Linked DNA regions of Homo sapiens: region 2 is linked to region 1. A link is a contact called in ENCODE Hi-C or POLR2A ChIA-PET data. All regions are on one chromosome and are shown on one strand. The core of a region is the stretch at or near the end of the contact, and the rest is flanking DNA. Distances in the headings are between cores, read along the strand shown.

The links. A loop is a pair of places that touch in the nucleus more often than their neighbours do. ChIA-PET counts read pairs that join two places held with the same protein, here RNA polymerase II (POLR2A). Pooled maps may share reads with other maps.
Region 2: a map of CD8-positive, alpha-beta T cell shows a loop between it and region 1 (2.4-fold over the local background). The contact joins the promoter of TIGIT here to the enhancer-like site in region 1. A Hi-C loop is called at or near these places in 4 of 168 maps with a recorded cell type or tissue (CD4-positive, alpha-beta memory T cell, CD8-positive, alpha-beta T cell and natural killer cell), 10 of 37 single-sample maps with no recorded cell type and 12 of 50 pooled maps. POLR2A ChIA-PET finds 5 or more read pairs at or near these places in 20 of 52 experiments (CD4-positive, alpha-beta T cell, CD4-positive, alpha-beta memory T cell, CD8-positive, alpha-beta T cell and 13 more).

Annotation. Positions count from the first base shown.
Region 1 is chr3:114,225,317-114,233,025 of GRCh38, forward strand. It overlaps the pseudogene ATOSBP1. Among named protein-coding and RNA genes, the nearest start is that of ZNF80, 8.4 kb to the right of the region's middle. Within about 2 kb of position 6,460, at least 4 of the 41 ENCODE cell types and tissues checked have a DNase peak (open chromatin) inside an H3K27ac peak, as active enhancers do; they include CD4-positive, alpha-beta T cell, CD8-positive, alpha-beta T cell and natural killer cell, where a contact is called at or near this core.
Region 2 is chr3:114,288,313-114,296,021 of GRCh38, forward strand. It overlaps TIGIT (T cell immunoreceptor with Ig and ITIM domains), which reads left to right and starts at 5,716. Exons shown (of 4, transcript NM_173799.4): 1 at 5,716-5,810; 2 at 7,233-7,562. The coding sequence starts at 5,750. RefSeq lists enhancers at 2,028-2,971, 2,835-3,074, 2,972-3,914.

The sequences.
Region 1 (7,709 bases), core at 5,210-7,709:
ATTCTAACCAGATTTGAAGCCCAAAAAACATACTTAACTGCCACTCTTTTAGTTAATATGCTGAGAGGCTTGGGGAAGGAATATTGGATCCTGCTGGCCCCTGAGGGTTGGTGACTTGGGGGAATTTGGTTACTTTTTCAAAGGTTGTGGAAGCTGGAGAAGGACAGCCATGGTGTGCACGAGGATGTGATGGGAAGGGTCAGGCAGAGAGTATGAGGAGTACAGTGGGAGATGTGAGAAGCGTAATGGGCGTACAGAGTTCAGACAAGCAGCTGAGTTTCAGTGTCCAGAGAAAGCAATTGACGTTTCAAGAGCAGGAACTCAGGAATGGCCACCTGGTTGTTCCAATTAATTCTGCTAGAAGTCATGATGTTGGCCTGTTGCTGCATTAATCATGAGGACACATGCGCATCACCCACTGTCTTCCTGGCTTCCTGGTCACTTGTTGATTTTAACTGAGACACAGATCACTCCATTTGATTACTTCACTGAGCAGCTTTCCTTCTGAATAGGCCTGGCTTTTGTCTTCCCTGATGGGATTGGGTCATGAGACCCACCTGCAGGCCCAGGTTGGACCTATATCCTAAGCCAATCATGGCAGAGGCCAAAAGTGAAAGAATTCCAGCCTCATCATTCAGGAGGATATAATATTAAAACTAGGTGTCCACAGACCTGATATGTGGACCACCAGAAATTCATTCCTTTATTCATTCACTTAACTACATCTACTGAGCCCCTGTCATGCAGCAGGCACATGGGTGTTCTGCATAGGTAAGGTCATGGTAAGCATCCTGGAAGATAGGAAAGACTCCCTTGGGTGGAGAAGCGATGGCAGAGCTGGTCAGGCAGAGACAACAGGAAGTACACAAGCCCTGGGGCTGAAGTAGAAGTAACAAGGGGCAGAGGCCATGTGGCTGGAGGCTTGGGGCAGGGCCTGGACAGGAAAGGCCTTGTTGGCCCTGCTAAGGACTTTCACTTTTCTCCTGAATGTAAGAGAAAGCAATTGAAAAAGGTGTTAGGCAGGAGGATGGCCATAATGAGGGCAGTGTTTAAAAACTGCTCTGGTGATTTTTAAAACATCCTATGCTTGCTTGCTTTCTTGAAGTATTGATAGGATGGGGTGGCAGGTGCGGGGGGCAGTGGAGGTGGGTGAAAGTGGGTGGAGGCAGATCGGTTAGGAAGCCTTTGCAGTAGTAGTGAAGGTAAGAAGTGATATTATATCAGATAGGGGTGATGGTGGTAAAGAAGAGAGACAGGACTGAGATACAGAGAGGAGGAAGAAGACAATTGAAGGAGGAAGAGCAGTGTTGTTCTTTTTACTCTAGTCACTTCAAACTCTACTTTCACTTTTAGACTTGGTTTTCTTTTTTCATATTTATCTTTTCAAGTTATATCCCAGTGTAAGAAAATCAAAAGGAATGAGATTTATTTAAGAAAATTCACATCACAATATGAATATGCTTACATACAACCCATGCCAAAGACTTGGAAGTGCTATAAAATCTGTATTTTATATAGCGCCACAGTTAAGAGCATGGATTTTGCAGAGAATCAGCTTTGTGACCTTGGACAAACTGTTTCACCTTTCTATGCCACAGATTCACCACCTAGAAAATGGGGATGAAAATAGTAACTACCTTGGGTTTCACTGAGAATGAAGTGAGATAATACATATAAAACAGGCATAGAGCCTGGCATAATGAAAATGGTCAATGAATGCTAATTAGTCTTGTTATTCATAGCTTGTAGCTGACCATCCTCTGTACAGTTGATTGATGCTCCTGAAGGTCTTCAGAGCCACCAGTGAGCACCATACAAGCAGTTATAGCATGACAGACTTGTGCACAGATTGCAAGGACCCTGAAAAGATGGTTCTGCATATTGAATTTAATTCTGCCTGTTTTCTCCCAAAACCAGGTTCTGCCTCTGGGACTGTGCAGAACTTGTTGGAGAAGCATTGCATGGCAGGGGAAATTGGGAGGCGGGGAGAAGAGGGTTGAAGAGGGTGAAGACTGTGAAGTGGAACACAGGGTTCCCACTCCTGTTGGGTAATTTTGATTGCAGTTTTATTGTGACTAATTTTGTTGTAGGGATCTGATTTATTTCTTATTCCTCATTCATCTATGGAACATTTACATGTGCCAAGCACTGTAATAGGTACTGAGGATTCAGCTATGAGCAAAGTTCCAGCTTCCATGGAGTTTAAATTTTGGTGAGGTTATGTCTCTTGCCAGCAAAATTTATTCTCCTACAGTTCTTAGCTGGCCAAAACTTCTTCCTCCATGGTAGGAAAGAAAGGAACCAATTGGGCACACTGCCTGTTCTAGAGTCATATCGAAAAGAAAGCCCTACTGTATATGGTTTGGAGCTTATTCCTTTTGGGGGAAATTTAGTTTGTATTCTATCAGGGAGGGGAATAATAGAGAAGTTATTAATCCCAACGAACTTTCCTATTAGTCCTCAAAATATCCATATGGGTAATGTATTGCTATCCCAGATGAAGAAACTGAGGGTAAGAGGTTGAATGATTTTCCCAAATAGAGGTGAGATTCAAGATTTCAACTTTAGCTCCCATGCTTTATTTCTTTCTCTTGTAAATTGGAAGTTATTTGTTCAACTGCAAACAAGTAAATTTAATGGCATTAGCTCGTCTGGCCATTGGCGTGATGGTGGTGGTTAGCACCTCTAGTTAATAGATCCTATAGTGAGTATACTATCAGATAGACTGACCTTCATGGCATGTGACATAGCTCAGTGGTTCCCAAATGCCAGTTCCTGGACCAATGATAGTCTGTGACAAAGTTGTCACCAATTTTTGCAATGTGTGGAATAAAGTAAATTTAAATTAAAGGCCACTTCTGTTATGTCTCCTCAACATTCCATTATGGAATGATGGTAAAAGTAGGAGGGTTTTTGGTTTTTTTTTTTTTGCTTTTTTTTGGGTTATTGTTATTTTATGAAATAAAAAGTTGGCAAACCTGTCTGTCAATCCTTCCCTGTTAAAGTTTCCCATTTGGTTTAATTCAAAAGGCTAGGGAAACTTGATATAGCTAACTAAATGAAAAATAGAAGTTCTGTTTCTGGCAATATGAATACTAGATATTAAAAAAATCCTTCTGGTGCAAAGCACCTAAAAAAGAAAGTAAAGTTGGAAAAAATTATATATTTTAAAAAATGCATAGTTTTATTGGCAAGAAAGGAAAATTTTTAGAGGCCAAAAATGACAAGAAAGCACAAATACAGAGAAAGCCATATTTGGGAGAGAGGAGACAAATCTCAGGTTCTAAGCAAGGTGGGAAATAGGATTAAAGACTGAAAGCTGGCTCTCCTAAAAGGTGACATCTTCTGTGAAAAAAGGAAATAGGAACTAAAGTGCCCCTCAAGAGCAGTCCAGTAAATACAATTACCCTTGGGATGGTGGGAAGGATAAATTTCTCCTGAAAGATTCATAACAGTGAGTTACTCCCACTGGATTTAAGTCTAGAATTCCCATTGCTTATATAAGCTGAGAAATCCTAAGCTGATAATTCAAAATATTCTGGGTTACACTGTGTCTCCAGGTGCCTGGTAAGGGCAAACACAAACTCTCCTGAAGGCATGCACCTTGATTCCAAGCCTCAAAAAATTCCTAAGATATAATTTCAATTAATATAGGCTCAAAAATAAAAATCACAAAATAAAGGAGGAAACAAGATGTCACGGGGAGGTGGGGGGTAATCAAAAGAAACATCAAGAATCAGGCCTGTAGAAACTTCAGGTATTAGTGATGTTGAGTATAAAATATAAAAGAGGTATTGAAAGTATAAGAAACTATCAAGCCGATTTTTAAAAAAGAACCAATTAGAACCTGCAGAAATAAAAAATACAACCACTGGAATTTAAAAATTTCAGTTACACAGGTGAAAAGAGAGTTAATGAACTAGAAGGTAGATATGAAGTAATTACTCTGAATGCATAGAGGAACAAAGAGATTGAAAATATGGAAGGTAAGAGAAAGGGAAGATAAAGTGAGAGGTTGTAATATATATCTACAGAGAGTAATAATGGAGATAATGGGAGAGACTCATATTCAAAGTTATCGTGTATGAAAAATTTTCAGAATTGGAGAAATAAAGAAATCTTGAGATTCAGAAATCCTTATGAGCACCAAGCAGGATAAATTAGAAAATCACACTTAGACACACCATATTGAAATTATAGAATATGAAAGATAAATAGATTGCAAAAGAAGATACAGAAAAGAAAAATTACCTATAAAGAAATGACAATAAACTGATAGCTTACTTCTCAACATCATTAATGAAAATTAAAGGAGAGATATACATTCAAAATCCTTCATTGGAAAATATTTAACAAGCCAAATGTCATAGCTAAAGAATTACATGCCCCAAATGACTATGTTTTATTAGCTTTAGGAAAATGCCTTTTCACCTGTAACTGGAATGAATTGCCCCACAAACTTGGAATTTAAATATGGACATTTTCCCTATTTTTGCAGTTAACCACATAAGTGGTCTCCTATGCCTCCTTATCCTGAAGTTCAGCATCTTCTTATGAGGGTTCCCATGCCCTTTAATTGAATTGTCCAAGAACACTTACTCCAAAGCAGGTTGATCTCCTTCCAATGTGAGATGTAGAGGGAGATGAAATTTAGTCAGTTTATACCACCCGGTGCAGTTACTTTTTTCACTGCCATGTGTATTGCAGTTGAATTTTGCCTTGAAAAATTCCATGGATATTTGTTTACTACAAGGTCTCTCTAACAAATCCAGATCATTGCATAATCACAGTGAGACCCCATTTGGGGTCTCTTAATTTATAACCTTCTTGAGTGACAATTATAACCTCCCAGGAAGCAGTGGGTCACATCAACTACCTCCACTACCCCCAGATGCAGAATTACTGTCCCAATGTCTTAGAGTGGCCACCTGCTTTCAAAGAGTAGAGGCAGGTTTTTTTTTTTTTTTGTAGTTTTGTCTTTTTTTGTTTTTGTTTTTCAAGTTTCCAAACAAGAATTTATTCTTTCTTTAAAAAAAATTTTTTTTCTAAAAAAAGTACCAGGTACAATTTTTTCCTGTTTCTGTTTTTTCAAGTTTCAGCAAATGCTTGTTCCCCTCAGCCCAGCCCCAGGAGTCAGGACTGAGGCTGGGTCAGAGTCTGGAGTGGGGGATGGGATAGTTGGGAGCCACATGACTGAGTCTGAGAGTTGCCCCTTAGCCCAGATGAGGTAGGTGGGTCAGAGTCTGGCCAGGTGAAAGGAGGCACCCCAGTCCTTGGACCTGACTCTGCTTCCTGGACACCTTCCTCAGTCACACCCCAAAGTAAGGAGACACAGGTAGGAGGAAAGGGACAACTGGAGTCTGGAACTGTAGGTGAGGGGTGGTTAACCTCTGTGTGTGTGCATACATGCACACTCTCTTTCTCACACATACCACACAAAGACAAGCTTGTACACACATGCATACATATAATTTGGCTTTCAGAGCTAGGTCAGAGGGTAGGGGAAGTGAAGGGACTAGGGGAAGGACAAGGCAAGCTGAAGCTTTGGCTACTGACTCAGTCCCTCTGGAATAACCCCTCTTCCCTCAGCTGAGGGAGAGCAGTTCTCCTTCTGCTCCCCTGCATAAGCCTCTTCAACTCCTGAGGTTGGAGCAATATCTGAGAGTGGGAAAGGAAAAGGGGTGACGCCAATGATCAGGTGTGGGAGGTTACTAAGTCAATCCAATTTGAATAAGTTATAAATTAAAAATAAATAAAATAATAAATGGTTCTTTTTCAGGACAGGGAGGCAACGCTGGCATGACTTCCCTGGGAACTTGGGATAACCTCAGGGTGGCTCTGGTTCCTCCCTACTACCTAAGCTGGACTGGGAGAACCAAGGGAGGGGACAGGCACATGGAGGACCTGAAGTAGGGCAGGTTGTAGTAAGGATCAGAAGCTCTAAATACCCAAATGATCAATCTAGGCATGAGCATGGTGAGGGCTTTAACTCGAGCCTGAAGGGTCTCTTGCCATCTCTCCATCTATGGGATGGACAAGATGGGCAGGTCATTGATCCACATTGGTTCAGAGTAATGGCAATCAGGGCAAAAGTGAATAACGTGGGTTAAGAGGGGCCCCAGTCACAGCCTGAAGTTCGCAGGGGAGCCCTGCGTCCAGCTCCAGGCTCTAGCAGGAAAAAAGCTGGCAGAGATCTCCATTCAGGCTTAAGAGGCCTGAGCGGGAGCTCCAGAACCCAAGGTGCAGCGAGTAGCAGAGGAGGCAGTAGGTGGGGTTAGCATTTTTCTCCTCACCCACAGGCACCAAAAAGAGGCAATGGCACAATAAGGGCATGTGGCAGCAGCCATGTCCAAGAAGTCAAAGGTCACCAGGAACATCTTCACCACAGTCTGGTTGGGGTTAAATGTTACTTGTGTGGTGCCCACTTTGGGCACGCTGTAACTCTTCCTCCCCAGGAGGTTCAGATCCACAAAGCCCAGGAAGTGGGTGGGGGCATTTTGCTCAGAAACCTCAAAGAAGGTGACAGTGACAGGCAGTGTGACATGGTGGGGGCAGTAGGACCCACTAGCTCCAGTCTCTGCTGTGAAGCCCTCAATGTGGCCAGATGGTGCAAAGCGTCCTTGCAGCAATGATTCCTCAAAGTTGCCCAGCAGGGTACAGCTGATAGCAGGGGTAGGAACAGGGGAGGCACTACGGGGGCTCAGCAGGCCTGGCCCCTTCCAGAGGCTTCAAAGTGGGCTCAGCTTCAGGTGATGGGCACCTGTCAGCCTCCGCCCCATGGGACTGCAGTCTGTTGGGTCCAAAACAGGCTCCTTGGGCCCAGGCAGCAGGTGGCTCCAGATGGGTGTGGTTTGAGCATCAGAACTGTTGGTAGCAGTAGGGTGGCCCAGGGTTCCCTGGCACGTCCAAAGGGCTGGACCCTCTTCCTTAGAACTGACATTTGGGGCTTCTCCAGCAGAAGCAGCCTTTGCTTGGTGGGGCAGGGGCCTGGAGGTCCAGGGCTGGGGGTGTGTGCTTGGGACTGTGCCCACTGTCAATGCCAGGGGACTCCCTAGGCCAGAGGCTCCCCCTCTTGCCCACCCTAGCCACTGGGCTCTTACCCCTTATTTGTGCAAAACTGCAAATCAGTGTCCAGCGTGTGTAGCTGGCCCAGAGGGCTGGCCCTGGGGACTCCCCTAGGGACCCCTGTCCCCCTGGGTCTGGGAAAGCCTAGTCTCTGGTGTGTAAAGTATTTCAGGAAGCATATGATCGGGGCCAGGAGGGACTCCAGGCCCCTGAAGTCCAAGAAGAGGTGGCACTACTTCCCTGTTCCACAACACAGAGGCCACGGTGGGAGAAATGGTGGCTGGACACACCTACTCCCAGCCCCAGTCCCCCTGGGCCCAATAGCCCTACAGAAGATGGTTCTTCAGGGGGTAGTCCCTCTCTGGCCCCCAGCCCAGGGCCCCTCTCCAGCTCCTGAGGACCCTTAGTGGGTGGGGCTGGTCGCTTCTGGGCCCTGTGAAGCTCAGAGGCACCAGCTGGAGGGGAAAAGATAAATACCTGGTAGAGCCTGGGGGATGTCACTGCCCCCTGCCCCCCCCCCACTTGCTGGGCTGTAGTCCATGAGCAGGCCACCCCGGAGGGCCCCCTGCCTGACTGGAGGCTGTGAAGGGCCAGCCTCTGGCTCTGAGGATGGAGACAGCTCTGCCTGCATGTGGCACATGAAG
Region 2 (7,709 bases), core at 4,466-6,965, 62 kb after region 1:
TGAAGTTAAAAGACTCTCTACTTTCAGATTTTAAAGGAATTCACTTATGTCATATTTTCTTTTAGTATTTGTAGAATTTCACTTAAACACATAAAGGACAGCTGACTCAAATTTTCTTCTTTTGGCTTTTGTGCATTTCTTATTAAACTTATTCCTAAGTATTCTGTACTTTTTTTTTTTTTTGCTGTGATTATAGATGGAGGCTGTCTTTCAAAACACTTTCTGATTAATTATTGCTGTGAATATAGAAAGACTGTTCATGTGTATGAATTTTATATCTTGTTAATTTTCAGAATTCTTTTATTGTTTATGATATTTTCCATATTGATTCCTTTGGGTTTTCCACACATATATAATCATCTATAGCTAGAAATAGTTTTGTCTCCTTATTTATAATTCTTATACCTCTAAATGCTTCTCTTACTTAATTAAATTGGCTAATATTTCCAGTAAGTTGTTAACCAGTCACAGTAATAATGGGTACCCTTTCCTGACTTTAGTAGGAATACCTCTAGCATTTCTCCATCAAAACAGATGCTAGTTTGGGGCTAATTTTACATGTGTGTGTGTACAAATAATTTACACACACACATGTAAAAATAATTTTTTTACATTGTGTGAAAAAATAATTTACAGATTCTTCTTTCACTGAATTTAAAAACAATTGGTCAGGCCAGGCACTGTGGTTTAAGCCTGTAATCCCAGCACTTTGGGAGGCTGAGGCGGGTGGAGTTTGAGACCAGCCTGACCAATATGGTGAAACCCCATCTCTACTAAACACAAAAAATTAGCTGGGCGTGGTGGTGCATGCCTGTACTTGGGAGGCTGAGGCAGGAGAATCGCTTGAACCCGGGAGGTGGGAGTTGCAGTGAGCCAAGACTGTGCCATTGTATTCCAGCCTGGGCAACAAGAGAGAAACTCCATCAAATAAATAAATAAATAAATAGGTCATGGGGATTGATTTCATCAGATTGCTTATCAGAATCAAAGGAAATGATTATAGGCTTTGAAAAATATAGACCTTATATTTATTATTAGTGGATTTTGCAATATTGAATCATTCTTGCTACCCTGGAATAAACCCTACCTGGTGATTATGTATTTTGTTTAATATATTATCGGACTCTGCGTAACAATATTTAGAATTTTTTCCTCAACATATGGAAGTGAGATTCAAATCTGGTGTTCTTTAATTGTGTGCAATCTTAATCACTTTAATATCAGTTTTGAATTCATATCATAAAACTAATGAAGAAGGCTTTATGTTCTATGTCTGTATATTTTAAGTAACATTGAAATTATCTGCTCTTCAGAAGTTTGTTGTAGTCTCTTTGTGAAATCTTCTAGGTATGGCATTCTTTTTGCTGGGGACAGGAGGAGCTCTTGATGCTTGAGGGAGTCTTGGAATGATATGTTCACGTGTACTTCTATCCCAGTCCTAGTTGTCTTGGATGACTGAGGGCTCTAGGTAAGAGGAAGAAGGAAAGAAGTGTCCAGGGGTAGAGGCTACCTTTCCCAAGGAAGATGGGGCCGGGATGGATTGATAGTATAAAGGACTGAGAGTAACAATGATTCTTTGCTTGACCAAACTTTGTCAGCAAAGTTTGTCCTGAACCTTCTCCTAGGCCCATCCATGCACTTCCTTGTAAAATCCATTTTTTAGCCAAGAACAAGGATAAATCAGTTTTGCAAGAACCCCTATCCCCCTGTATCTGATCACCCTTGATATCTTATCAGGTTTCTCATCCTCCACCATTTCTCAGTTCATGTCTGATCTACCCTGGCCTGTCTTTAGCAAGAATCCTATTAGGTCAGTTTAGCCAGAATCTTCCTTACACGTGATGTTCCCTCTTAGCACTTTTCCATCCACTGACCCCCACTCTGCTTCTTGGTGATAAATTCCCATTGCCCATGCTGTATTCAGAATTGAGCCCAATCTCTCCCCCACTGCAAAATCCCATTGCCTTGGTCTCTATACCTATTGTGATGGTCCTGAATAAAGGCTGCCTTACCTTTAAGAAGTGTCATTGCCTAAGTTGTCTAATTATACGATAGTTTAATCCCATCTAGAATAGAGGAGGAGAAGGAGGGAAGCAATGTGGGTGTGTAGGAGGGTTGTGAAGAGAGGCGGCAGGAGAGGCCTAAGCTGAGAGGATCAGCCGCCTCTTCCCAAAGATTTTTCTTCTGACTTTGCATTCCAACCTATCCTAGGGGTCTCTGTCCTATTTTCACAGCTGGAAAGAAGAAAGAAATTTCCCATAGTCGGTTGAACTTCTTGGCAGCCTTGGAGGATGGAGGAGATAGATCCTCAGAGCCACCTCACGGGAGGGAGTTTTGACAAACAGAAGTCAGCGGTCCCACTCCCAAGTTCTCCTCATTTGTATTTGCCAGTGTCAGCCAAGTCCCATGGCTTGTTAATAAGCCTCAGATCACGGGCAGTCCTTTCGCGTGGAGTCTGATTTTCTGAGGCAGCTCTCTCCACAAGTGGCTTTGGAACTCCATCACTCAGGCCGCCCCACTGTGAGGAAGCTTGGCTAAGGCTGTGAGACAGCTGGGGGTGATGGGACACAGGGCGGGCCCTTCCTGGTGCCTGGGGCGGCCAGGTCCCCTTGTCCCCCCTGTGTCAGGGCTCCCGTGCTTCCTCGCCCTTCTCTCCTAACATCTAAGGCAGGAGGCAGGGCCTTCTCGCCCCCCGCCATAATATAACCTGCCACCAGGAGGCGCTGTTCTACAGGATGGAGAGTGGGGAGCTTGGAGGAGAGAGCACGACCCCCTGCTGCTGCCGCAGGATGTTGCCCTTGATTCTAGGCAGAGACAGGAGGCATCAGACAGCTGTGACAGCCATGGAGCTCCCCTACCACTTCTGAGCCAGAGGGAAGACTTTGGAGAAGCAGAAGCCCAAAGACACTGCTGGGAGATTGGTCTGTGCTCTGGGAGAACCCTAGGTTGTGTTTCCCGTGTACAAGCCACCGATCTTGTGGAAGGTACCACCACTCCCAGCCCCGCTTGGCTGAGGGCTGCGGGCCACAGGTTTTCAGGACCGTGCTTGTGGTTGGAGGCTGTGGACTCAAGTGCGGCTGGCCCGGGACTTTCACAGGGCGCAGGGCGGGCTAGGGGAAGGCCCAGCTGTGAACTGATAAGGGGGTTTTACAGTCTAGGCCAGCACTTCTTCCCCTTTCACGGGCAAACGTGACATTCTTTTTCAGCACCTGTACTCACCCAGCTGCATCAAGGCGGACCAGACTTGTCCAACTCACAGCCCCAAAAGTCAGGGCAGAATAAAGCACAGTGGCTGATTTTAGCATTTTTAAAATAGAAATGTGAGTCAGCACCTGATGGACCTCACAGATCCCTGCTATGCCACGAGGGCTGCTGACTGGCCTTAAAAGCTCAGGGTGGCCCGGGGAGCTCTCAGAGCAGGCCTGCTTCTCACAGCTGAGCCGCTCAGTGCTGGGGGCTGGTGTTGAGTGGGTGGGAACCAGCCAGGTTCCCCGTGGAGTCTGTGCAGGAGGCTCTGGAGGGTCTGGGGTAGATTCCCTGGGGAGAGACTTCTGTCATTTGCTTTCCTCCAAGGCAGCCTCAGGGTCTAGCTGGCAAGTGGTCACTTTCCTGCAGAAACATGCTATCCTCCTGTTCTATCAGATAAGGAGGGCAGAATGAAGAGGTTGGGTGGAACCCTGGCCTTGGAGTCTGGAGACTAGGATTTTACTCTTGACAAAGCACATTATATAGATAGGGATATTGTCCTCCAATTTTCCTTTCACTTCCTTAATTAATATTGTTATCAATACTACTGTTGATGTATTGAACTCCTGCCATCTTCCAGGCACTGTGCTGAACACTTCACCAAACACTAGAGAATTAAATCCTCACAACCCTATGAAAGAGGTACTCTTATTCCTATATGCACATGGGGAAACTGAGCCTTCAGGAGGTTGAGAAAGTTTTCCAAGGTCACCAAACAGGATGACTTTGGACCCAGTCTGTTAATCATCCCCCTCTAGAGCACCATTGATCAAAATGGACTTGACCATATTCCTCTTTGGACTGGTTACTTAGCAAAAAACAGAAAAATTATTTAACAATTGTTTAAAACCACCTCTAAGTTTCTCTGGATATCTCATTATATAAGAGAGGTCTCACCTCTTTGGCTCCCACCCAGCTCAACTATGGAAACACAGGCTGTAAATTTTTATAGCCCAAATCCTAGTGTCCACCACTTTCTGTGCTCTAGTCCCACTAGCTGCTCTTGGCCCTGCCACTCCTGGCTCCCCGGCCTTAGTGAGTTTGGGAAACATCCCTCCAGTTCAACCTTGGCACCTTCCCTTGGACACACATTAGGTATTATTTCTCCTTCAGCTGAAGGCTTTGTAGCTATTGAAAGGCAAGGCATCTCTTGATGTGAGCCTTGAAGGACAGGTTGCTTTGGGTAGGCAGAGAGAAGCTGGTAAGGCGTATATTGTCTAAGGGTCTGGAGGTGGGGTATAAGGGGTATACAAGTCATAGAGTTGGGGATAGGCAGAACCCAGAGAGGGGAGAAAACTGGCCTGAGATAGAAGACCTTGCAAGGGAGAAGGAGGGTAGGAGCCTGGATGGTGTGAAATGCTAGAGGTGCATGGCTGGAATGGAGGGGGTGGGGCACCAGGCTTCAGATGCTTCTGGGTGCAGATGCAGATTTTCAGGATGTACAACATGGAGCATCCCCAAGGCAACTGTGTTGAGAGCCTGCGAGGCAGGTGAATGTGGATCTTCTACCCCCTCTCCTGACTGAGTTCACCAAGGAACAAGCTTTGTAAACTATTTGAGGGTAGGGGCTGTGATTATTTACTCTCATATCCTCAGAGCCTGGTGTTGAGGTTGGTGCTTTGTAGGCACCCAGGGACTTTCAAATGAATGAAGGGAGGGAGGGAGGAAAGAAGGATGGGTCCATAGTAGGACCTGGTGATGGGCTGGGAGCTCCAGGCAAATGTCAACCAATCCCTCTCCTGGGTCAGCTCCCAGGGGCTCACCCTTCTTTGCATTTCCAGCTCTCATGAGGTCATTGTGCACAGGAAAGCTCTCTCCTCTAATCTCCTCTGATCCTACTGCACCAGAGAAATCAAGCCAGAATTCAATAAAGTCTCAGTCCAGATAAACAAGACAAAAGAAATAAGATTCGAGTAGAAGATCTCCTTCAAGGGAAAGTTGCTGTGTTTGTCCAAGACCTTTGTCCCATCCATGTATCATCCCCCAAGTAAACACTTCTTGTTCACCTGTTCATTAGATTTCAAGTGCAGTCCCTGGCCTGTAAGTCCCTACAATGATAAGCTTCTCTTATCATTGCACATTCTTCATCAGGAGGATGCCAGAGGAGCTCAGCCAACAGTTCCTCATCAGTAGCAGATTCTTCAGAATCTTGGGCACTACACAGATGCCCTTGAGCTCTTTGAATAAAGGCTGATTTTTAGAAAAAACATTAAGACAGAACTTAAAAACAATAGATTGACTATAATCCAAAGACGAGTGTACCTCTAACCACAATTTTCATTTATTTTTAAATGTTTCCTTCATGGCCTTTCTTGTGGCTCACCCTATGCAGTTTGTGTATTTGTTGACAACTTTATGTGTTTTTAATATGGTTTTTGCCAAACTTGGTTTTTCCGAGACCGTCTTTTCTCAGAGGCTCAGTTTTACCGTCCTATCTGCAGTCGGCTACTTTCAGTGGCAGAAGAGGCCACATCTGCTTCCTGTAGGCCCTCTGGGCAGAAGCATGCGCTGGTGTCTCCTCCTGATCTGGGCCCAGGGGCTGAGGCAGGCTCCCCTCGCCTCAGGTAAGGCCTGAAACCCAGCAGAGCAGCAGGGAGGAAAAACAAGGCTAAGCTTGGTTGGAGACTTGGGTGCTTGTGTAGGGAAGACTCCAAGAGCATGCCACAGCTGCTTGAGAGAAAGAAATTGCAACTTTTAGAGTCCTGTGTACTCTTATTTAAGAAAGGACAATCTCTGAGAATGAGGTGGGGTTCTGTTTTTGGTGGCAGATGAAGGACTTTGCAGACTTCCGGGGTTGGAGGAGCCTGACTGGCCAGCACAAGAAGGAGCAGGAGAAGAAGAAGGGCTGGGCAGGAGGCATTGCCAGTTTGCTTTTAGAAGCTCATTCCTGCTCCAGCTTCTTTTCTGTTGCCTTTCAGGAACTTTCCAGGAAAACATTATAAGTTCTCTGTGAATTGAAAATGTCTTTTTCACAGATTCCAGAGGTTCTACCACTAGAGACTGATTTTTTGTTAAATTTATTTCTTCTATATTAAAAATCAGAGTCAAATATTTCTGAGGGAGGGGAACACAAATATTTAAAAACTGTGGTATAAATTAGTTTTTATGTTGCCTTCTGAACTATCTGAGGATGGAGATGTGCCCAGGGTTGCTGGGGAGAGGTTAAGTGCTGAGAGGGTGGTTATGCCTGGGAGAAGCAGGGTTTCCTGCTAAGCTTCCTTTGCTATTGGATTTCTTGGCTTTCCTGAAGGTTTTTTCAGGCACTGCAAATGACAATCAACCAAACAGCAAGGTTTTATTTCAAAGGATAATGCATCCAGCATAGAACTAGGCCGCAGGAAGAAACATAAAAACAAAACAAAATAAAAACAGAAGAGGTGGTATCAGCTGACAAGGGCTTATATTCTAAGTGGGTAGACAAAATAGGCCTACGAAAATAACAAGCTGGCCATGAAGCTACATAGCAGAATATGCGAGGGGGCAACGTGCTAAGTTGTGTAGTCATAAGCCAGGCATTTAGTAAGGTGCTAATTATACAATACAGGCAGTGAATGTGAAAGGAAAAGGGAGGTTGAGATGGGCTGAGGTCTTCTAGGAGGCGGGGAGGGAGTGCAGCCTTGACAAGCCTCCCTGTGGGCGAGGTGTAAAGAGGGGCAGAAGTCAGCTCTGGAAGCATAGGGCAGTGGGTGGGGAGGAGATGGGCTGGGCTGGGCTGGAGTAGAGATGTGTGGAGAAGGGTGAGAAGACTGGAAAGACAACCTGAATGGGGGACTGGGAGCCTTGAATAACAGGCATGGAGAGGAGCGTCTCTTGAAATGGAAGAAACAGGAAATAATTACAGCCTCTATGGAGGAGCAACAGGATGGACTGGAGAAACTATCATTCCAAAATCCAGTTGGGGCCTCAAAGGCCCTTAGAATTTTTCTAGGAAGGTTGAAGGCCAGCTGCTGACCCAGGACTCACATGTGCTTCGTCCTCTTCCCTAGGAATGATGACAGGCACAATAGAAACAACGGGGAACATTTCTGCAGAGAAAGGTGGCTCTATCATCTTACAATGTCACCTCTCCTCCACCACGGCACAAGTGACCCAGGTCAACTGGGAGCAGCAGGACCAGCTTCTGGCCATTTGTAATGCTGACTTGGGGTGGCACATCTCCCCATCCTTCAAGGATCGAGTGGCCCCAGGTCCCGGCCTGGGCCTCACCCTCCAGTCGCTGACCGTGAACGATACAGGGGAGTACTTCTGCATCTATCACACCTACCCTGATGGGACGTACACTGGGAGAATCTTCCTGGAGGTCCTAGAAAGCTCAGGTATTCCTGCTGGAGCAAGTTGGTGGATAAACCTCTCCCTCTAGCATAGAAAATGCAATCCTGAAACACTGCACAGCAGGGCTTCTCAATTCGGGATCACATTTGAATCACCTGAGGAGATTTTAAATCATACTGATGCCGAGGCCT